Regions from separate parts of the Homo sapiens genome. Here region 2 is linked to region 1. The links are chromatin loops, found by intact Hi-C in ENCODE. Cell type or tissue: PC-9. All regions are shown on one strand. Links, peaks and the distances in the headings refer to the core of each region. The heading gives the core; the rest is flanking DNA. Region 1 has its middle 27 kb from the start of APOH. Region 2 overlaps PRKCA (protein kinase C alpha).

Region 1 (12,137 bases), core at 1,495-9,494:
CCAGCACTTTGGGAGGCCAAGGCGGGTGGATCACCTGAGGTCAGGGGTTCAGGACCAGCCTGGCCAACATGGTGAAACCCTGTCTCTACTAAGAATACAAAAATTAGCCTGGTGCTGTGGCGCATCCTTGTAATCCCAGCTACTCGGAAAGCTGAGGCAAGAGAATCCCTTGAACCCAGGAGGCGGAGCTTGCAGTGAGCCAAGATCCCGCCATTGCACTCCAGCCTGGGCGACAGAGTGAGACTCCATCTCAAAAAAACAAAACAAAACAACAAAACTGACCCTTGCTTTTCAGTGCTTTTTCTGGCCATCTTGAAAGACTGTGGGGTCTTTCCCCACACCTTTCTTTCTTTGTTTAATAAAAAGGGCAGCATTTAAACCTGAAGATTAAACTTTTCCTTGGAGATCTACTCTGGAGGTTTATGCATTTCTCCACGGTTTTCTTCCATGCGTACATGAGGTATACACGCTAATAAACTTTTGTTTGTTTTTCTCTTGTTAATCTGCTCAGGGAGTCCCAGTTAAGAACTATGGAGGGTAGAAAGAAAATTATTTTTCTTCCCCTACATAACCAAAGTTAATCTTGTCATCTTATCACATCTCTTGAGGCCCCAGCAGCAGCTGCTTGCAAAGCCTCAGTTAAAAGATAAGATTGCCACTGAATAGTGTTTCTTAACCTTTCTCAAAGTCATTTTTCAAAATAAGCCAATGCAGTTTATTATTTACTGCTTGTCTTCAGCTAGTAGCAAGATAGAGCTTCATGTGGCTGTAAATGGGGGAAGAAATTACTATAACTCCTGACCCTCCTTTTCTTCCACACGTAGATGTTAGTCCCTGAGATGTATTTATCAAAATCAGCATGATAAATATAAAAATCTCAGCTAGGCATGGTGGCTCACGCCTGTAATCCTAGCACTTTGGGAGGCCGAGGCAGGTGGCTCACTTGAGGCCAGGAGTTCGAGACCAGCCTGGCCAACATGACAAAACCCAGTCTCTACTAAAAAGTACAAAAAATTACCCAGGCATGGTGGCACATGCCTGTAATCCCAGCTACTTAGGAGGCTGAGGCATGAGAATCACTTGAACCCAGGAGGTGGAGGTGGTAGTGAGCTGAGATTGTGCCACTGCACTCCGGCCTGGGCGACAGAGTGAGATTGTCTCAAAAAAAAAAAAAAATCTTATGCCCTCATTTCATGTTATTTGAACAAAAGACCATGGCTAACACTAGATCACAGCAATGGACATAAGAGAAAAATTTTTTGTCTTGAATTTTACGTATTTAACATTTGGGCCATATAGTAGTGTGAATTGTCTATTTCTATTTACATGACCTAAATCAGTCAATAGACTGTGATCTGCATCAGCCAACTGGAACTCAGCAAGTGTTGACCAATCAGAACTACATAAATTTGCATCCTTCATTTGCATAAGCAGACCAGAGTGGGAACCTGGGAGGGAACTTTCTCTATAAAAGATAACTTCTCTCTTTATTCTCTCAGAATGCACCTTTGTTTTGTACCAAAGACTGCATCTCCCTGGTTTACAAACTGTTTACTGGGATGAATTCTCTTTTTTTTCTTTAAAAAATATATTTTTCAGTGAATTTGTTGGTAATAGTCATGACAATCTAGAACTACAGCAGGACACTAGTTTTTAAAAGTTATTTGAACTTTTTAACATGTGTTAGGCAATACTGATGAAACATCTCTATCTATAGAGATGTATTAAAGTTCTGGCCGGGTGTTGTGGCTCATACCTGTAATCTCAGCACTTTGGGAGTCTGAGTCAGGTGGATCACCTGAGGTCAGGAGTTCGAGACCAGTCTGGCCAACATGGTGAAACCCCACCTTTACTAAACCTACAAAAATTAGCTGGGCATGGTGGCAGGCACCTGTAACCTCAGATATGTGGGACGCTGAGGCAGGAGAATCGCTTGAACCCGGGAGGCGGAGGTTGCAATGAGCTGAGATCATGCCATTGCACTCCAGCCTGGACAACAAGAGTGAAACTCTGTAAAAGACAAACACACACACACACACAATGTTGTACAATTTATTTAGTCTATAAAACCAAAATGAGGCTTCAAGTCAGCTTAGTTCATTGTCATCCAAGCATACATATTAGGGTTTGGTAATACAAGCACATGTTAAAAAGTATTTCTAGGCTGGGTGCGATGGCTCATGCCTGTAATCCCAGCACTTTGGGAGGCTGAGGCAGGTGGATCACCTGAAGTCACAGGTTTGAGACCAGCCTGGCCAACACGATGAAACCCCATCTCTACTAAGAATACAAAAAAATTAGCCGGGTGTGGTGGCAGGAGCCTGTAATCCCAGCTACTTGGGAGGCTGATGCAGAAGAATCACTTGAACCCAAGAGACGGAGATTGCAGTGAGTAGAGGTCATGCCACTGCACTCCAGACTGGGAAACAAGAGTGAGACTCTGTCTCAAAAAAGAAAAAAAGAAAAAAGAAAAGTATTTCTACAGTACAATATGTAAATAGTGAGAGAGAAGTTACCTTCTCACTGGTGATCACCTTGGTTCTTGCCCTCAAAGTCAATCACGGTTGCCACTCTTTTTTTTTTTTTTTTGAGACGGAGTCTCGCTCTGTCACCCAGGCTGGAGTGCAGTGGCACAATCTCGGCTCACTGCAAGCTCCGCCTCCTGGGTTCACGCCATTCTCCGGCCTCAGCCTCCCGAGTAGCTGGGACTACAGGCACCCGCCACCACGCCTGGCTAATTTTTTTGTATTTTTAGTAGAGAGGGGTTTCACCTTGTTAGCCAGGATGGTCTCGATCTCCTGACCTCATGATCCGCCCACCTCAGCCTCCCAAAGTGCTGGGATGACAGGTGTGAGCCACCACACCCGGCCAACCACTTTCTTGAGTATCCTTGGTAAACCAAAAAGTATCTGAGTCAAATCTCAACAAATTTAGAAAGTTTATTTTTGCCAAGGTTAAGGATGCAACTGACACAGCCTCAGAGGTCCTGATGACATGTGCCCAAGGTGGTCAGCAGGGGATGGGGTTGGGGGTGCAGCTTGCTTTTATACATTTTAGGGAGACACAATACATCAATCAATACATGTAAGATTAACATTGGTTTGATCTGGAAGGGTGGGACAAGTTGAAGCAGTGGCAGATTAGGGGGTGCTTCCAGGTCATAGGTAGATTTAATTATACTGTGATTAAGATAAGGGATTGTGAAGCCGGGCATGATGGCTCGTGCCTGTAATCCCAACACCTTGGGAGGCCGAGGCAGGTGGATCACCTGAGATCAGGAGTTCAAGACCAACATGGCCAACATGGCAAAACCCTGTCTCTACTAAAAGATACAAAAATTAGCCAGGCATGGTGATGGGCGCCTGTAATCCCAGCTACTTCAGAGGCTGAGGCAGCAGAATCGCTTGAACCCAGGAGGCGGAGGTTGCAGTAAGCCGAGATTGCGCCACTACACTCCAGCCTGGGTGACAGAGCAAGATTACGTCTCAAAAAGAAAAAAAAGATAAAGGGTTGTGGAGACCAAAGTTTTATCCTGCAGATGAAGCCTCCAAGTAGCAGTAACAGGCTTCAGTGAGACTAGATTGTAAATGTTTCATATCAGACTTAAAAGTCTGCATTGATGTTAATGCTGGAGGGGTATAATGAGGCATATCTGACCCCCACTTCCCCATCATGGCCTGAACAAGTCTTTCAGGCTAAATTTTAGGTGTCCTGGCCAAGGAGGAAGTCCATTCCTATGGTTGTGGGGAGGCCTTCAAAATTTTATTTTTGATTAAACCTTCTAGAAATATCCTATGCATTATGAACATTTTTATACAAATTTCAGCATATTACACATGTTGTTACTTTTTTTCTCTCTCTCTCTTTGAGATAGTCTTGCTCTGTTGCCGAGGCTGGAGTGCAGTGGCATGATCTTGACTCACTGAAACCTCTGCCTCCTGGGTTCAAGTGATTCTCCTGCATCAACCTCCAGGGTAGTTGAGACTACAGGCGCATGCACCATGACTGGCTAATTTTTGTATTTCTGGTGGAGACGGGGTTTTGCCATGTTGGTGCCAAGCCGGTCTCGAACTCCTGACCTCAGATTATTCGCCCCCCTTGGCCTCCCAAAGTGCTGGAACTACAGGTGTGAGCCACCACACCCTACCGATACACATTGTTCTTGATCATGTTTATTTCACTTAACAATGTTTTGGTGCCAGGTGTGGTGGCTCATGCCTGTAATCCCAGCACTTTGGGAGGCTGAGGCGGGCAGATCACCTGAAGTCAGGAGTTCGAGACCAGCCTAGCCAACATGGCGAAACTCTGTCTCTACCAAAAATACAAAAATTACCCGGGTGTGGTGGCATGCATCTGTAGTCCCAGCTACTTGGGAGGCTGAGCCAGGAGAATCACTTGAACCAGGGTGGCGGAGGATGCAGTGAGCCAAGATCACACCAGTGCACTCCAGCCTGGGTGACAGAGTGAGACTCTATCTAAAACAAAACAAAACAAAACAAAACAAAATATATATATATACACATATATATGTGTGTGTGTGTGTGTGTGTGTGTGTGTGTGTGTGTGTCTTGGTGATCATTTCATATCTGTAAATATAGATTTGACTTTTTTTTCAAACAACAACATGCTATACTATATCCATTGTAGGAATATGTCACAATTTATTTAACTGGTACCCTACTCATGGATGTTTAGCTTGTTTCCAATCTTCTGCTATTACCAACAGTACTGCTAGGAATATTTTTATATACATTTCTTTGTGCACATGTATAAATATATCCAAAAGATGAATTCATAAAAGTGAAATTGGTACTCCAAGGGTATGTATATTTTTCTTCTTAATATATATTCTCAAATTATCTCCTATTGGAATTTGGCAGAGATTCTGGAATTGCTTTTCATCGAGGTTGTAACACCCACCACCAACATAGGCAACACTGGCTATTTATCTCATAATGCCTCTGTGGATGTTTCCTTCAAAGAACACCAGATGGCAGAACAGACCCTAATACGTTTGCCTTGGGTAACAGGGAACTTCCGGACTTGAAGCCTCATTTTGGTTATGTAGACTGAACAAATAAAGTTGTAGAACCAGTTGTACATTAATAAATCTCTATAGATAGAAATGTATCAATTCCTCAGTAATATCATCAGTAATAGCAGATGGTAGCCTTTGCCTTTTTTCCTGTCTACCTGAAAAAAACACTAAAAAGATCCTCATCTTTCGCTCTGTAATTCTTCCCCATTACACAAACATTACTTTTTCTCCAGCTGAATAATATAGAGAACGTGCGTTAGCAATAATAATTCATGGAGTTTCATTTATGTGTGAAAGTGACTTATTTAGTTCATGTTGTTACAACAAGGAAATGTATGAGCATATGTATGTCACATAAGAATATGTCTTTAAGCAAATAGAAATGAATAATTAAAGTTGATGCCTTTACTATAAGGCTTTCATTTGTCAGAACACCAGCAAACCAATTTCACAGCAGGAAAACATTTTTTTTTTCTTTCCTGGAGAGTATGTCATCTGAGCAGAACAAATTCAATTAGCGTTGTACCTGCTTTGCAACTTATGAGAATGCTTTTATGCCTCTGGGTAGCTGCTCTCAACCCACAGCCCACAGCCCACATATACCCAATAGAGAAGGTACTCATGAACTTGTATATGCTCTTCCGTAAAACTCTTTTCAGTCTTCAGGATGTAGTACTTTTTAAATTAATCCTTCATTGCCCCAGAAGATAAACCGGTGGGAAGTTAATGAAATTGGCGTCCTAAGCTACCTGCTCAGGATCAAAATTTGCTACCTACTACAGATCTTATTATTGTCCTTCTTGAGAAATGACAGATGTCTTATTTTAAAGGTTCTAAGATAAGATGTACATAATTTTAGGGGCAGTATCATCTAGTCGCTGTAGTTCCTTGGAACACTACAAGTCCTTAAGCTAAACAGGAAGAGACTCTGCCACAAAGAAGGCAACATTGAGATTAATGAAGATTTATTGGCTAGGCGCGGTGGCTCACGCCTGTAATCCCAGCATTTTTGGAGGCCAAGGTGTGTGGATCACTTGAGACCAGGAGTTTGAGACCAGCCTGGCCAACGTGACTTAATCCCGTCTCTACTAAAAACACACACAAAATTAGCCGGGCATGGTGGCAGGCACCTGTAATCCCAGCTACTCCGGAGGCTGAGGCAGGAGGATTGCTTGAACCTGGGAGGCAGTGGTTGCAGTGAACCAAGATCATGCCACTTCACTCCAGCCTGAGTGACAAAGCGAGACTCCATCTAAAAAAAAAAAGAAAAAGAAAAAAAAAAGATTTATTAAGTACTAGATCTTTCCCAACTGCCATATCACGTTACAACATTTTATCAGGCAAAAGTTATCGTGCCCCTGTTTCAGATTAGGAAACTGTGGCTCAGAAAAGTTAAATAACTTGCCCAAATTAACACAACTGCCAAGGGGCCAAGCAGGAATTTGGATGCAAGTATATCTACCTCCTAGACTGATGGTTCTCGATGTATGGCCCCCAGACCAGCAGCATCACCATCACTAGTATAACCTGGAAATTTTTTATGAAACATTTTTCAGGACCCAACCTGCTCCTCCTAAAGTAGACATTCTGGGGTTGTGGCCCAGCAATCTATATCTATCTATCTATCTATCTATCTATCTATCTATCTATCTATCTATATCTATATATAGATATAGATATAGATATATTTTTTGAGATGGAGTCTTGCTCTGTCACCAGGCTGGAGTGCAGTGACTCGATCTCGGCTCACTGCAACCTCTGCCTGCTGGGTTCAAGAGATTCTCCTGCCTCAGCCTCCCAAGTAGCTGGGACTACAGGCATGCGCCACCATGCCCAGCTAATTTTTGTATTTTTAGTAGCGACGGGGTTTCACCATGTTGGCCAGGATGGTCTCGATCTCTTGAGCTCGTGATCCGCCAGCCTCGGCCTCCCAAAGTGCTGGGATTACAGGCATGAGCCACCACACCCAGCTCAGCAATCTATATTTTAACAAGTCCTCTAGGAGATTCTGATGCAAGTTCAAGTTTGAGAACTATTGTCCTAGACACATTCTGCCACAATATCCTGATACATGGGAGGGATGCATGAGAGAGGAAACTAGTGTTCCTCGAGTCACCATCACGAGCCAAACACTGTCATGAGTGTTTTACATCCTATTCCCTTTAATCCTCACAATAGCCATGCAAGTTAGGTGTTCTGTTTTGTTTTGTTTATTATTTATTTATTTATTTATCTAGAGACAGAGTCTCACTCTGTCACCCAGGCTGGAGTATAGTGGTGTGATCTTGGCTCACCACAACTTCTGCCTCCCGGGTTTAAGCGATTGTTGTGTCTCAGCCTCCCCAGTAGCTGGGATTACAGATGTGCACCACCACGTCTGTCATGTTTGTATTTTTAGTAGAGATGGGGGTTTCGCCTAGTTGGCCAGGCTGGTCTCGAACTCCTGGCCTCAGGTGATCCACCTGCCTCGGCCAAAAGATGCTAGGATTATAGGCATGACCTACTGTGCCCAGCCTTGTTTTTTAAATTTTACATTAAGGAAACTGAAGGTACACCGAGGAAACTGAGGATGATAAGGTCATTTGTTGAAGCTCCCAATACCAATAAGAGGCACTTTACACTTGGGCCTATCTGATTCCACAGTGTAAACTTCATGCCAAATCCACTGGTAAGTTCTATCCTTCTATCCTAACAGTCATATTGGTTGGCTAAGCGTTTGTCTTAAGGGTATTCTTCACACACAATTGTAATTAGCCTGATTGTGCAGTTTTCCAGCCAAAATCTAGATGAATGATTATAAATGAGAGGGATGCTGCTAGAAATACATTAAAGAGAGACAAAAGTGACAACATGCCAGGCGAATAGTCTAGAAGGAGATAGTAAAAACTACACAAAAAAATGCATAACTTAAAAAAAACTTAAGACCGTATCACTTTGTAATTAAAAAAGCAATAAAGATTAGTTATAAAAGTTGAGGGTCTGAGGCTGTTTTGTGTATGGGTCTACACTTCAACAATTCCTGAGCTTGTAACTAGAATAAAGAATATCGTAATGATGATTACAAAATCCATGGAAAATAGATTGAATTTTCCATATTAAAGTGTGTGAAGTGCATTTCAAAAAGATCTGCATGAGAAATGGTTAAAATGAGAAATGTGTTGACTCAAGACACAAGCTATAGGTTACCTGTGCAACTGATCCATCTGGAATATTACATTCATCAGGGCTGCTATTGCCTGAAACCAATTTGGACTCGGACTGCTGAACCTTCCTGATATGGCTGAATGTTTGTGTGCCTCCAAAATGCATGTCAAGGCCCGGTGAGGTGGCTCATGCTTGTAATCCCAGCACTTTGGGAGGCTGAGGCGGGCGGATCACCTGAGGTCAGGTGTCTGAGACCAGACTGGCCAACATGGTGAAACCCCGTCTCTACTAAAAATACAAAAATTAGTCGGTCATGGTGGCGGGTACCAATAATCCCAGCTGCTCAGGAGGCTGAGGCAGGAGAAGTACTTGAACCCCGGAGGTGGAGGTTGCAGTGAGCCAAGACTGCGCCACTGCGTTCCAGCCTGGGTGACAGACCAAGGCTCTGTCTCAAAAAAAAAAAAAAAAAGGCATAGGTCAGGCGCAGTTGTTCACGCCTGTAATCCCAGCACTTTAGGAGGCTGAGGCAGGTGGATCACCTGAGGTCAGGAGTTCTAGACCAGCCTGGCCAACATGGTGAAACCCCATCTCTACTAAAAATACAAAAAAATTAGCTGGCAGTTGCCTGTAATCCCAGCTACTCGGGTGGCTGAAGCAGGAGAATCACTTGAACCTGGGAGGTAGAAGTTGCAGAGAGCAGAGATCGCGCCTCTGCACTCAAGCCTGGGTGACAGAGTGAGGATCTGTCTCAAAAAAAAAAAAAAAAAAGGCATGTCAAAACTTAATCCCCAATTCAACAGTATTAAGAGGCAGGACCTTTATGAAGTGATGAATGCCCTTATAAAAGGGTTTGAGGAAGAAAGTTCAGCCAGTATTAGCCTTTCTGCCATGAAAGGATGTAGTAAGAATTCATGCCTTCTGCCACGTGAGGATTCAGTGACAAGACTCCATGTTGGAATCAGAGACCAGCCGTCACCAGACACTGAATCTGCAGGTGCCTTGATCTTGAACTTCCCAGCCTCCAGAACTGTGAAAAATGAATTCCTGCTGTTTATAAATGAACCTATTCAAGGTATTTGTGTTATAGCAGCAGGAACAGACCAAGACACTTCTTTTTGTCCCATCTTTATTGTGTGTGTGTGTTTTTTGTTTTGTTTTGTGATGGAGTTTTGCTGTGTCGCCCAGGCTGGAGTGCAGTGGCAGTGATCTCGGCTCACTGCAACCTCCACCTCCCAGGTTCAAGAGATTCTCCTGCCTCAGCCTCCTGAGTAGCTAGATCTACAGGCGTGTGCCACCACACCTAGCCACTTTTTGTATTTTTAGTAGAGATGGGATTTTTGCCATGCTGGCCGGGCTGGTCTCGAACTCCTGACCTCAGGTGGTCTGCCCTCCTCAGCTTCCCAAAGTGCTGGGATTACAGGCATGAGCCACTGCACCTGGCCTCTCTTTTTTATTGGTAAAAGGACCTCTTGTTTCATGCAGCCCTAGAGCTTGCTCTCCTAAACTCAAAGGTGGGAAACAGAGACTGAGGTCCTGACTTGGATCCAATTACATGGAAAAGGTCTGAAGCTCAGGTTTAACTGAAGACTCCTGAAATAAAAGATAAGAATCCTGGAGGAGCTGACCCATCTTTCATCCTTCTGATACAATAAAAAAGGCCCCATGAGACTGCTGTAGAAGAGACTTCAAATGCCTTCTAAGCCATTGTGGCTACTGTGGGATTGGTCACATATTAGAGAAGATTTTTTTTGTTTGTTTGCAACATTTCTAACCAGGATTTTTTTTTTCTCACTGAGTTATACCAGGCTTTGATAGTTAGTTACAAATAAAAAATGAGTTAGCCTACTATTAGAGTCTTGAATGTCCAGGAGAAATAAGACTAAGACTAAGAGTTGTACAGACAATTCTCTTGAATTGGCAAAAAAAAAAAAAAAAAAAAAAAAAAAAAATCAGGCCAGTAGACTTTCATGAGTGTTCTGCCCTACCAGCATCCTTCAGCACAAGATGTACCTGCTCCACCAATGGCAAGCCATAGCTGCTAACAAGATCACGGTAATTCAGAGCTCCTGCTGCTTCTTGCCTGGGTAGTCAATGAAGTCTCACCAGGGGAAGAAAAGAATGTTCCTCCCTGAATTGTTCATCAGGATGGACTCATTACTCGCTTCTTTCTGCTTGGACTGAAGCGACAGGATAGCAATTTAGGGATGGCTGATCTAAAGCACATCAAGGCACGGTCGCTGAGCAGGTGCGGTGGCACCAAATTCAAGGAAACCCCATAGGTAGTTCCCACCAGCAATGTGGGTTTCAGCCTTTATACCAGCACCATCTGAACAAGCCCCATAAAAAGTGCAGATTACAAAGCAGAAGCATTTTCCATGTGGGCTAACACATGAGGTGGTTGAACAAAAAAGCAGTAGAAGAGACAGCCATGCCCAGAGGCCAGCTCAGTTCTTGATCTGGAAGTTACTTTCTGCCTTTTTTCCTGTCTCTGTTTCTACTAGAAGCCCGCTTTCTTCAATCTGCTTTATTTTTTATTTTAGAGAGAATGTCTCACTGTGTCACCCAGGCTGGAGTATAATGGCACAGCCATAGCTCACTGCAACCTTAAACTCCTGGGCTCATGCCAATCCTCCCATCTCAACCTCTGGAGTGGCTGGGACTACAGGTATGCACCATCACACCTGGCTAAATTTGTTTTTTTTTAAGAGATGGGGTGTTCCTATATTACCCAGGCTGGACTTGAATTCTTGGCCTCGAGTGATCCTGCCTCCTTGGCTTCCCAAAGTGCTGAGATTACAGGTGTGAGCCACTTCACCAGGCCCAATCTGCTCTTTTTTTTTTTTTTTTTTTGAGATGGAGTCTCACTCTGTCTCCCAGGCTGGAGTGCAGTGGCACAATCTTGGCTCACTGCAACCTCCACCTCCCAAGCTCAAGCGATTATCTTGCCTCAGCCTCCAGAGTAGCTGTGATTACAGGCAACCACTACCACACCTGGCAAATTTTTGTACTTTTAGTAGAGATGGGGTTTCACCATGTTGGCCAGGCTGGTCTCAAACTCCTGACCTCAGGTGATCCACCCACCTTGGCCTCCCATAGTGCTGGGATTACAGCCATGAGCCACCGCACGAGGCCCAATCTGCTTATTAATCTTAGTGTACAGTTCCTACTATGTGCCAGGCATCGTGCTAAGTGCTTTCTATACCTTATCTTATGTGATTCTCACAATTCGCTAAGTCCTATTATTTCCCCCTTTCTCAGATTCAGAAACTGAGGCTCTCAGAGGTTAAGTATTTTGCCCAGGGTCATGCAGTTGTTATGGGGTAGAGCTAGGATTTAGACTCAGGTATTCGGATTCCAGAATCCCCTCACCCTTGCCATTAAAGGTGTGGTCTCTGGAACAGGGACATCAGCAGCAGAAGCAAGTATCATCCATCACCTCAGAGCTGGTAAGAAATGCAGTCTCCAGGCTCGGCGCAGTGACTCACGCCTGTAATCTCAGCACTTTGGGAAGCCGAAGCAGGTGGATCACGAGGTCAGGAGATCGAGACCATCCTGGCTAACACGGTGAAACCCCATCTCTACTAAAAATACAAAAAATTAGCCAGGTGTGGTGGCGGGCACCTGTAGTCCCAGCTACTCCAGAGGCTGAGGTAGGAGACTCACTTGAACCTGGAAGGCAGAGGTTGCAGTGAGCCAAGATTGTGCCACTGCATTCCAGCCTGGGTGACAGAGTGAGACTCTGTCTCAAAAAAAAGAAAAGAAATGCAGTCTCCAGTCCCACCGCCATGCCCGACACTGAAGGAAAATCTGCATGTTCTTTTTCTTTTTTTTTTTTAATTTTTTGAGACAGAGTCTTGCTGTGTTGCGCAGGCTGGAGTGCAATGGTGCCATCTCTGCTCACTGCAACCTCTGCCTCCCGAGTTCAATTGATTCTCTTGCCTCAGCCTCCTGAGTA
Region 2 (12,137 bases), core at 1,485-9,484, 98 kb after region 1:
GACTTTCTTAAATGAAACTGGCATAAAAGACAACAAAAAGCCCCTGGGATTTCATGGTGGGAAGAACATAATTCCTGCTAGTACCGCCTGGCACTGTCACCTTGACTCAGGCTAAGGTTCCTGCTGTCACACCACCATTGCTCTTGCACCATCAGTGCAAACGTCAACACAAGGAAAAAGGCAAATAGTGGCTCAGTATTATCATTAAAGTGGTTTGATCATGAGGACCCTTAAGGGTTTGTGGAGCATACTTTGAGGCACACTTTGATTTAAGAGGTTAGAAACATCACATTAAAATTCATACTAATAAAGTGAAATTGTGCCAATTGCCCAAAACAGTGCATCAATCCAAAACTCTTATTTGTCTTGGAGAAATGCATTCAAAACATAGTCAACACCACTATCTCATTTTGTCTCTGTGTTGTGTTAAGATGGGTTTGCATACTTTCAGCCTCTTAGAGCAGGCAGTTGGAACATTATCCAGCAGCAGGTTGAACAGCAGAGGGGGAGGGCAGCTGGAAGTTAGGCTAATCTAACAAATGAGTCATCCACATGTGGATAATGGAGTTGTAAAATTACTCTCAGCTTTAGTCAGCAGCAACCAAACTATACGGTTAAAAATTACAGGTCTCCAAAATAGAGACTTCCTGAGAACTTTTAGTATAGCATTTAACTGAGAATGTATCAAGGGTTTGGTTGAGGATTTTTTCATAAAACCTTTCTGTTCTGGAAGGCAAGTTTGTTATTAAGAGCTTCAGTAATTTCTCTTACGAAGTGTTCAAAATGCACCAGAACCTGAACACAATGTGAGCAGCTGAGTGTTCATCTTAGCTGCGTCCATCAAGTGAACGGTTTGCTCTCTTCCTGTCCATAATTTGAGAGTCAGCCTAATGGTGAGTGGACAGTCATCTAATAAAATATTTCATACCTGTGGCAGCAGGTATAAAGCAAATAGTTTATTTTTGCTTTCCATGTAAAGTTTGGCAGTAAAGTTTTTGTCTTGAGATTTTTGTTTTATAAGAGAAATTAAAATTCCTTCTGGGCTTTTGCTGTTCTCCCCTGAGGATGAATATGCTGCCTGCCTACCCTGCTACCCCCCGCATTTGGCAAGGTTGCACATGTCTTAGGGATGGAAAACCAGTAGCCAACACTAAACCAGGCCTGCTGTGTAGACCTGGCTTGGTGAGTATGGAGCTGTTCCGCAGTAGAGGTTTGCAAAGAAACCATCACACCCTTGTTTCCTCTCTCCTTCTGGCTTTTCATTTTTCTTCTGGCCTTTTGCATGGAAGAAATAAGTCATCCCTTTTGAACAGTTTGGGTATGGAGTGTTTGCCCATGCGGTAGACTCTGGCAGGACAGAGAGGGTTTTCCCGGGCCTTTAGTTGTCCAGGTCCTGTATTCTCACATCTCCTCTGGGCTGCTGACTGCGCACAAACACAAAATTCATTCCTCCAATAGAACAGTGTTTGGCCTGGCTCCCAAAAACTGCTCTCCTCACTTGCACGGCTTTGATTGAGTGTTAGGTGTCTCTTTGGCTGCCTCCAGTGTCTCTTATTTTTAGGGCCTTCGTTAATGTCTTCTGTGTGTGAAACATGAAAATGGAGCCATGGCTGCTGGAATTGGAAACTTAGGGTTTTTAGGCCACCATTCCCTTATCACATGGCGTTATCAGGTTATTTAGTTACAGAGGTTAAAAAAAAAGTCCACCCTAGGAGCCGGCGTGTGTGGGGAAAGGAGAGAGGGGGCAGCTGAGCACCTAATGGGCAGTGAAAAAAGATATTGTAACTAAAGCTCGGGCTAGTGTCCTCAGAGCGATGGCCTTTCAGGTGCTGGCAGGGGTCTGCTTACAGCTCAGCCTGGTTACAAATGAGGGGATAAATTGGTGGTAACAGTGCCTTTTTATTTTTTTCCTTTTTCCTTTGGAAACTGGCTTTTCACATGTTGGAAAACGAGCTTGGATGCTCGGTGTAGGTAACAGGCAATTCTGATCTGAGAGGAAGGGCTCAGGAAAGGTGTGACCAAATGAGCCGTCTGAGTGGTCAGTCCTGCCCGGGGCTCACCCAGGCAGGGAGCTGGGGTCTTTCATGTGGGTGTCCGTGGACCCACAGGAGACAGGGAGGGATTGATTACAGGGGAGACCACTTCTGTTTCCCTTTCCTAAAGGAAACAGAAAATGGAAATAAAAATCTAAAATTATGTTATTTTCCATTTTTGGAATTCTGTTCATTTGTGTTTGGGGCCAGTTTTATTATTTTTTTTAATCTTTTTTGAGACAGGATCTTACTCTCTCACCCAGGCTGCAGTGCAGTGGCACCGTCGTGGCTCACTGCACCCTTGACCTCCCAGGCTTAAGCGATCCTCCCACCTCAGCCTCCCAAGTAGCTGGGACTATAGGTGCACACAACCACACCTGGCTAATTTTTTTTTCCCCTTGGTAGAGATGGGGTTTTGCTGTGTTGCCCAGGCTGGCCTTGAACTCCTGGGCTCAAGCAATCTGCTTGCCTTGGCCTCCCAAACTGCTGGGATTACAGACGTGAGGCACCGTGACTAGCCTGGGACCAGTTTTTGACGGTCCCTAGCCTTCCATGAGCATTCGTGTGCAAATGCACAGTCCAGAGGCATGTTTAGTTGACTCTGGTTTCCTCCCTCCCTTTCAATGTGTGGAACTCGCAGCGTTCTTTCTCTGCATTGCTGCGATCTGCCACACTTCTCGTTTTATCATGGACTGCAGTACAATGTAATTGTCTGTGTGCCAGTTTCCTCTGTCTTACTAAAGTGTGAATGTTTGATGGAAGAAACTCTGAGTGGACAGGGTCTGTCATAATCACCCCAGTATTCCCCATCGTGTGGTGCTGAGCTTGGTATGTAGTGGGGAGTGGGTATGCAGTGAATGTGGAATGGGTGGATGCTTGAATGAGTACAGCCGAATTTCCTGGCCAGGAAAACCATGAAGTGTTAGCACTGTTCTGATTTTACTTCCTCCTTCAGGCTATGGGCGCGTGCCAACTGACAGGGCAGGGACTGCCATGGCTAGTGGCTATTACCTAAACTCCAGCCCAGTTTTGGTGCCCCCGTTTCTGAGTCCTGAGCAAGTGTTCCTGGCATTGTGTTGGTTCCTATGGTATGTGTTTTAGTCTGTGAGACTCTTTCCTCAGTTTGAAGATCTGAAAGTAAAATGTTTCACCCAAGGTTTTTAGATTCGAGAGCTCATCCCGTAGGCCAGGGAGAGTGAGTACTAATACCCTATATGTGGCTGTGTTTAGAAAGGGCTATTGGGAAACATAAAAAATAGATTTTGACATTGGAAACAAATACATTTTAGTATGTGCTGCTAAAGAAATGTGTGCTATAAGCTATTCTCCTGGGGTTATAAATCATTAAATATTAACTTTTTAAACGATTAAACATGTGACTATATCTTATTGGTTACAAATAATAAATGCCTACTCAAACCAGCGTAAACCATAAAAGTAGAATTTGTATAAGGATTCACAGGGTGGTTTATGGGGAGAAGGGCAGGAAATGCTGCCAGGCTACAAGGGAGTCTGGAACCAGGACTAGGGCAATACCAGGAGCCAAGGCACTGCTCTTTCACCCCGAGAACCCTGGGACTCACCCGTGCTTCTCTCCCAGTATCAGATTCGTTCTCTGTGGCAGTGGTTGGGCTTCCTCCACTTCCCTGCTCTTAGGGTCTAAACTGGCAGTGTCACGTCGTGAGCATACCTCTGCCTTCAAGTTCAAATGCAGACAGACACAAGTCTCTGTTTAAATTCCTGAGGAAGAATTTGGTTGGCCCAATGTGGTCAGCTGTCTACCCAAGTCCAATGAACTCTGCTCATGGGAATGGGGCTGGGGAATAAATGTGGCTTAGAGGGCTGACGTGAGATCCCAGAGTCTGGAAGCTATTTCAAGGTTCTGGAAATAGTCTAGTAGGGCTACAAAACTCAGAGCAAGCCATAGGGTCCGGACAGTACCCTATTTCCTTTATTTCTAATTATTTTCTGCTCTGCCTTTTGAGGGAACTCATCAGTGTCTTCCTGAGGCCTGGAGGCTTTTCTGTGATCATGAAATGTACTATCTGAGGCCTGGAGGCTTTTCTGTGACCATGAAATGAACTATCAAGAGCAGGGCATGGGCTCTGCAGACAGCCCAGGAGTTCTCTGCTGCAGGGCTAAGTGATAATTCTGCTGAGGCGGTTGACATTCTTCTGGTTAGCTTTAGGGCAGATGAAAGGGAAAGAATATCAGGAGAAAAAAGAGCATCTTGAATTTGTGGTGTTTTTTGAGGTTTTTTTTTTTTTTTTTTTTTTTTGAGATGGAGTCTCTCTCTGTTGCCAGGCTGGAGTGCAGTGGCGCAATCTCAGCTCACTGCAACCTCCGTCTCCTGGGTTCAAGTGATTCTCCTGCCTCAGCCTCCCGAGTAGCTGGGACTACAGGTGCGTGCCACCACACTCAGCTAATTTTTGTATTTTTGGTAGAGACGGGGTTTCACCATGTTGACCAGGCTGGTCTTGAACTCCTGACCTTGTGATCCGCCCGCCTCTACCTTCCAAAGTGCTGGGATTACAGGAATGAGCCACCGTGCCCGGCCTGAGTTGTATTATTTTAGGGTTTGGGGAGGAGGGAAGTGGCGAAGAATGGTATATGAAGGGTGTTCTTGATTTTTCAGAGATGAAATAATTTTATCCAGCCATTTATATTTCTATGTATTTCTTCGGTATCTGTTTTTAATATCCTGTTAGACGTTTTAGTCTGTCAAGAGTTATTGCTAATTGTCAACCAACTACCTGGTTGCAATGAAGATAGGTTCTTTTTATGCCATGCACTCCAGAGATCTACTACACAGCTGGGTGGCTATGATTTGCATTAAACTAATAAAGTCCCCTGGTTAAAGGGGTATGTCCTAGATTTAACATTTGAAATCCTTTCCATTAAGTGCAGCACAAGCAGATCTTTCTGCACATTTTGGTGAAGCTTAACCATTTTTGATGACTCATTTTGATCCTAATCTTTAATTTTTCTGATTGCTTTTGGTAACCTTCTATTTGGGCTGTGTGCCGAATTTTATGATAGGTATCCTTTAGACGGCAGATATAATCAGGTGATTTGATTCAGAAAAGGAGTTTGCTTTCCCTTCCGACTTCTGTTTTGAAAGCACCAAGGCACTGGGCATGGTGACTCATACCTGTAATCCCAGCACTTTGGGAGGCTGAGGCGGGTGGATCACCTGAGGTGAAGAGTTCAAGACCAGCCTGGCCAACATGGTGAAACCCCGTCTCTACTAAGAATACAAAAATTAGCCGGGTGTGGTGGCCTGCTCCTGTAATCCCAGCTATTCAGGAGGCTGAGGCGGGAGAATTGCTTGAACCCGGGAGGCGGAGGTTGCAGTGAGCCAAGATCGGGCCATTGCACTCCAGCCTGGGCGACAGAGCAAGACTCTTTCTCAAAGAAAGCACCAAAGAATTCCCCCAATAGAAACAGTGTGTAGAAAATAATTTGGAAATGAAGGAATTAAGATGGTCTGAGATTTTTGTGGCTTGCTCTGTGTTTTATAGCCCTGGTGGGCTGCAAACAGGTATCTTGCTTCAGCTCTCAGAGCAGCCTCAGTCACTGGGAACTTTTTTTTTTTCACGGATGCTGCTTTCTCAGCTTCTAGAATTGCCTCCTTAGTCCTGAGTTAGAATGTCAGAGACAGGTTTTATGCTACTTTGCTGGCAAGGATCACCATCGCACACGTCATGTAGTTTATCTTGAAATTTTATGATTTGGGAATCAGATTCCTTCAAATAAGTTTGTGTCATCTGTTTTGTTGAGAGAGCTCGTGGCTAGGATCGCAGACGCGAACATTGTTTCTTCCTGAATTGTGTCCTTGAGTTGGTTGGTGTGTATCTCCAGAGTCCATTGTTTCTTTTGCAGAATGAAGGAATTGGTCTGCAGTGATCTCAAAGATAATTCCAACCCAGCACACCAGGACTCAAACTTAAGAAAGAATTATTTTTGTTATGAGTCATGTACATTTAGGGTTCTTACCAGACAGAATAATTAAATACATGCAGCTCTGCTCCATGCAGGCAGGCTCTGGGTCCTCACCTCTGCATACAGGATGCTGAGCATGGTAGTGGTTTAATCAATACTGTTGGTGGTGTAAATGGATGAATGGTGGCCATTCTGAAACGGCTTTGTAGGATCTAAGCTGTGTTGGGAGCCAATGTAAGTCTGGTCTCTGTCATTTGGAGTATATTTTGAAAATAGAAGATTAAAACCCCTCTTCATTTAAGTTGCCGTCTAAGGTCCTGGACCAGCCTTGGTTCACCCAGGTTTTTTCCTCTGCAGGACATTGGCTCACAGAAAACAGGGCTGCCCCCTTTTCCTGCATATTTGGCCTCGGACTGCCTACTTGACTAATCAGTTTAAGCTCTTCCCTCTTAGGCCATTAATCCTATTTCTCCAGCCGAGAAGCAGCAGGATAATAGTAATGTGTCCTGTAGCTATTAAAAGATGATATTGCCTTGCACATAAATAAAGTACTTTTTTTTCCTCTGCAAAAGGATGATCAAACAAATTTAATTTTCATTTATGCTTTTGCCTTTTTGTGATATTTCTTTGTATCTTCTAGTACAATCAGGGGAGAACATCATTTTTACTGTTATTGATGGTTATTTTCTACTTGTTTTCAGCATCCTAACAAGGTATTTGCTTTCCTATACATCGTTACATTTTGTCATCCTATGATGAACTCTCGTTGCTCGAGGGGGCGAAAACAGAGTGAACGTGGAAATGATCTTTGGCATGTGGTATTTTCTGAAAAACTGAATTTCACAATAAGCACATTTCGTGGCATTTGCTAACAATAATCTCCACATTCCTAGAGGTCAGATTTTCTCATTGAACACATTTTTTTTTCTTTTCAGTTTATATATGCAGAAAGGGCTTCATTAAAACTGAGATCATTCTCATTCAATCTTAAGCTGGCAGCCAACCCAGATCCTTTTAATCCCTGCTGTATGTGCTAATGAAAACTCAGGGAAGTGCTGATGAAAGGGAGGTGGTGAGGCTCCTTCCTCTCCTTGCCTGGAGACTTAACCTGTACATTTCTAGGCTTTTCAGAGTTAAGTTTTGCACCTGCTTGTGCAGTGGTGATGGAGCTCCTGAGGTATTTCTGCATTTGCTTCCTGGGTCTTGAATTTCCACCATTAAATTTCAGTCTAGTGGCGGGTGCATGGGTGTGTGTTACATCATTCTGAGTTTTTTTGTACATCCAAAATAATTTTGTCATCACCATGATCGTGGCTGCCATCATCATTTCGACTTTTGAGAGTCAGTTTATCCTCTCACCCAGCAAATCTGCTTTTGAGAATTGGCCCTAAGCAAGTAATCTTGAATATGGAGGAAGATTTTTGCACAATGAACCTGCCCATTGCTGGTTTATTCATAACAGCAAAAACATTGGAAACATCCTTTTCCAGTTTTGGGGGAAATGATTCAGTGATGATTGGTACTGTATATTCAAGTAATAGAATATTAAGTATCCTTTCAAATCATTGCTTAGGATAAATATGGAAAAATGCTCTTGAAAATATACCTTCCCAATTATAGGAAAGATAGTAAATTATATTCACAGTATGATTAAAGTGATGTTTTTTTTGAGATGGAGTTTTGCTCTTGTCGCCCGGGCTGGAGTGCAATGGCATGATCTCCGCTCACTGCAACCTCCGCCTCCTGGGTTCAAGTGATTCTCCTGCCTCAGCCTCCCGAGTAGCTGGGATTTCAGGCACGTGCCACCAAGTCCAGCTAATTTTTGTATTTTTAGTAGAGGTGGGGTTTTGCCATGTTGGCCAAGCTGGTCTCAAACTCCTGATCTCAGGTGACCCACCCACCTCAGCCTCCCAAAGTGCTGGGATTATAGGCATTAGCCACCACGCCCATCGGTGATTTTTTTTAAATCTAGTTTTTAAAATACCTGAACAGTGATGGTGTAAAGGACAAGATGATAGAAGACTTTTTTCTTTTCATTTTCTTGATTTTCTTTATCATCCACTTTTTTAAAAGACACCAACATTATTTGCATAACAAAACACCATATAGGCCGGCACGGTGGCTCACGCCTGTAATCCCAGCACTTTGGGAGGCCAAGGCAGGCAGATCACAAGGTCAGGAGATCGAGGCCATCCTAGCTAACATGGTGAAACCCCATCTCTACTAAAAATACAAAAAATTAGCCGGGCGTGGTGTCGGGTGCCTGTAGTCCCAGCTACTCGGGAGGCTGACGCTTGAACCCAGGAGGCGGAGGTTGCAGTGAGCTGAGATCGTGCCACTGCACTCCAACCTGGGTGACAGAGTGAGACTCCGTCTCAAAAAAACAAAAACAAAAACAAAACAAACAAAACACCATACAGATGGATATCTAAAAGTGAATGAGACTTGAAAATCAGCCAGAAATGTTTGCTGTGGTGATAAACATAACCCTTAAAATGATTTTTTAAATATTTTTTTAAAAAATAGGGTCTTACTCCAATTTCCCAGCCTGGAGTGCTACTGGAGTGGTGTGATTTCAGCTCACTGCAGCCTCCACCTCTTGGGCTCAGGTGATTCTCCCACCTTAGCCTCCTGAGTCGCTGAGACTACAGCCACACCACCATGCCCTGCTATTTATTGATTTTTTACTTTTGGGAGAGACGGAGTTTTGCCATGTTGCCCATGCTGGTCTTGAACTCCTGGGCTCAAGTGATCCACTTGCCTCAGCCTCCCAAAGTGCTGGGGATTATAGGCGTGAGCCACCACGCCCAGCCAAAATGAATTCTTTGGGGTCCAGAAATCTTGTCTTTTGCAAAGATAGTTTGATGGGGCAGGGTTGCTGGGAAATGAGGGTCCCAGGCTAACAGTTCTCTCAAATGTGCTTCATGGCTCCTGAGTGCCAGCTCTGAGTCATGGGTATAGGAACTGGTGGAAGGAGACAGAGAGAGAGGGTGCTGAAGCTGGGTGGTGGGGGAGGGCACTAGAGGCAGCTGTGGTCTAAGTCACACTTGGGTCTTGCATCTGGCTTTCTGCTTTTATTACTATTATACTTTTTAATGGCAATGAGCTGTAGATACAAAGCCAGCTTTGAGTTGTTAAGAATAATGAGGTCTGTCCTGACAGTACAGGCAGCAGAGGCATAAGCAAATAAATCCCAATGTATTATAATATGCAATTTTATATTTAGACTTCGAATGCATTATGATCATTATAAAAAATGTCTATTTCTAATTCTGTTAAGGAAGATGGTATAGCAGTAGGGGCTTTGGAATTACAACAGGGTTGAATACTGGCGCTACTTGTTAGCTGTGGTTTTTGGATAAGTAATTTAACTTTTCCTGGCAGAGTTTTCTCGTTTATAAAATAGAAATAATACTACCTTTCTCATAGGAGTTTGTGCTTATTAAATGAGAGGTAATGTATGTGTGATTCATGGTGTATGTTTGGTAGATGATGATTATCATGAATAACTAGTAAAGTAAGTAATGTGATTTAAGTTATGTTATTAGAAGTCCCACTGAATGCCGTGTCAATAGGAACACAGACTCATACTAGTTTGGAAGGGAAATCTGGCTCGGATTCTAAACGGTACCTTGGAAGTGCAGATGGACAACAGAATGATTGGAGATGAGTGCCTTGGTAAGCCAGTTCTTTCTGGTGAACTTGGAAGCAGAGAAAAGAGTAACAAAAATTATGGAATTTAATTATATTAATTAGAATTATATGATGATTATAATAGAATTGCCTTTTGTTCTGGAGTTAACATTTTATAACTTTATAATTAGATCTCTTGAACATTTGAAAAGTTCAATAAGTACTTGTTTGTGTCATATTAGTCTATTCTAATTGATACACATGCACATAGAGCACAATTTTTTTTTTTTAAGCCCAAAAAGTTTATTAGCGTTGGGATGGGATTTGACGCACTGAGGTTTTCCCTGGACAAGATTCTTACCTTCTTTGAGGGCTGAGTTTAAATAGTTATTCCCAGGAGGGCAGAGGAACTCTTCCGTTGTAATTGAATAATAAGTGTCATTCTTGGGTACCAGATAAACTTAACTGATCACTTAATTGATGCTTTGAATGGCTGCATAATGTGTAAGTCCTTAGAAGCCAGAGATGAGATTTGTTCATATTTTGCCCTTCTAGTACCTAGAAGGTACTTTGCACATGGTAATGAATACATGTGTGAATTAATAGATGGTAATCTATTACACTCTACCCATTTCCTTTCTCAAAGATTCAAGCCTAAGGCTAACATGATATTGAGAAGAAGAAACGTAACTACCTTGCTGTTGACAGTGTAGCAGCAAATGTAATAATGTGTGGAACTTCAGGGTTTCTTGTTCATTCGGTGGTCAGCATACAAAACATGCGTCAGTACCTTTTTTCTTGTCCTCTTAAAATTTTATTTCTTTACCCCCAGAGTGATGTTGGCACATTTGCTCTGCTGAAATGATTTCAAGAGCTCTTCATTGCTGATTCATTTAATGATTACTGTCCAAATGGCCCCACTCCCACAAGGAAAAGTGTCTCCACATTAACAAGCACTTTCTTCTGCTTGATTTCTATGGTTACATACGTTGTGTCACTTTGAGGAGTTGGAAATAAATTTAACAGGATATTAGGATGAGAGTACCTTTAAAAAAAAGTTCTGCTAAGGAAGTGTTTCATCCTGGTGAATAATGAAATCAGGTTAAAATTTGTCTTAAATTAATAATGACTTTCGACGTAGTCCTTGTTCTCACATTTCATGGGCTGATTGCTTTTTTATTTTAGCTGAGGTCATGTTAAAACCAAAATAAAGTTATTTGAAAATCTAGTGCAAAATTTTATTTTTCTATCAATTTGTGATTCCCAGAGCAAATTTGGGGAGAGCCAAGTAAATTAAAAAGTGAATTTAGGTGATGTTAAGTCTAAGATAGCCCTCAATAAAGATCTTCTCAGAAAATTCTTGAGTGGCACCAACTTTTGTCACTAATAGCCCACAGACACGCGTCACTTTAATTCTTTGAAAACCTACACTCAACAGAAATGATAAACTTATAAATGATTTTGCAATCTGCTGCCGGTTTCTTAAAAAAAATTATCAGTTTCTTAGTTTATTCTGAACTGGATTTGATACACAGAAAACTGGTTTTCCTGCCTGCTTAGGAATATATCACATCATGTAATAAGCCTCTCAGAGATGTAGCATTGAGCAGATTAAGGCCTCATTTATAGAAGAATTCCACCCTGGCCATGTGGGCCTGAAACTCTGGAGGGCTTTAACAATGTCTTGAGGTCATTGTCATTTAAAGAGATGACTCAGTGGTTTTATTTAGTAGAAATAAATACTAAATAAATAATCTCCACAGATTATCCAGAGGGGTAAGTTGAAGGATGTTGACAGATAACTCAGTAAATTGCGTCTCAAATATTAATAAGTTTATTCTATGCCAGCACCAAAAATATTTCAGAGATGCTTTTAGGCTTCTCTCAAGTATGTCGGGAACAGAAAAGGATTATAGAAATATTTATAGTAGGCATAAACTTGCACAAAAGCTCAAAGTACCTTAAGCAAGCTTGTTGCAATTATTCTTTTGGAGAACTGGATTAAGTAATTATTTCTTGTTGCCTCTGACTATTTAACCTCCTACTAAACTGCCCATTGTTTAAATGTCTCTTATTTAGCTCTGTTTTTATCACTCCTTAAATTTAATATTCTCAAGGCCAAAATTATAGCAGTGATGGTCAGGACATCTTTGAAGACAATTAGATTCTGAGAGGATAATTTATATGTAGAATTAGGAATATTCATATCACTCAGAAGTATCATAAAAACCATTCTTTCACAATAACTTTTCCACTCAAACATCGCCGAACTTGATTACCAAGACCCTAACTGTATTTCACTTCTTTGCAGTATTTGAAGTTGGAGGGAAGGGCTTCCACAGCTGAAGAGTTTGGCTAAACCATGGGACCCTTTCACATTGGCTGAGGGGGTGACAGTGGGTATTGATCCAAGCCAGCCCGCCCTTACTTGGTTGGAACTCTGTTTTAGTACTTGGGGGTGACAGGGGAAAGGCCTGGAGAGCATCAGTCCTCCATGAGTCTTAGCTGCTCCACGAGAAAAATACTCAC

What was found. Peaks named below come from ENCODE experiments on the same cell type or tissue, not always from the same donor. Only the 100,000 strongest peaks of a DNase experiment are listed, where the experiment ranks them.
Region 2: it touches region 1 in a loop (9-fold over the local background); 2 of 110 quality-filtered maps call a loop at or near these places.

Annotation. Positions count from the first base shown.
Region 1 is chr17:66,250,238-66,262,374 of GRCh38, forward strand. No RefSeq gene overlaps it. Among named protein-coding and RNA genes, the nearest start is that of APOH, 27 kb to the left of the region's middle. In PC-9, for the core only: a CTCF peak has its summit at 4,996 (motif pointing right); a DNase peak (open chromatin) is centred at 5,014.
Region 2 is chr17:66,348,272-66,360,408 of GRCh38, forward strand. The region is part of intron 2 of PRKCA (protein kinase C alpha); the gene reads left to right. Among named protein-coding and RNA genes, the nearest start is that of PRKCA, 52 kb to the left of the region's middle. RefSeq lists an enhancer at 320-614. In PC-9, for the core only: no CTCF peak of the experiment used is centred there; a DNase peak (open chromatin) is centred at 5,100.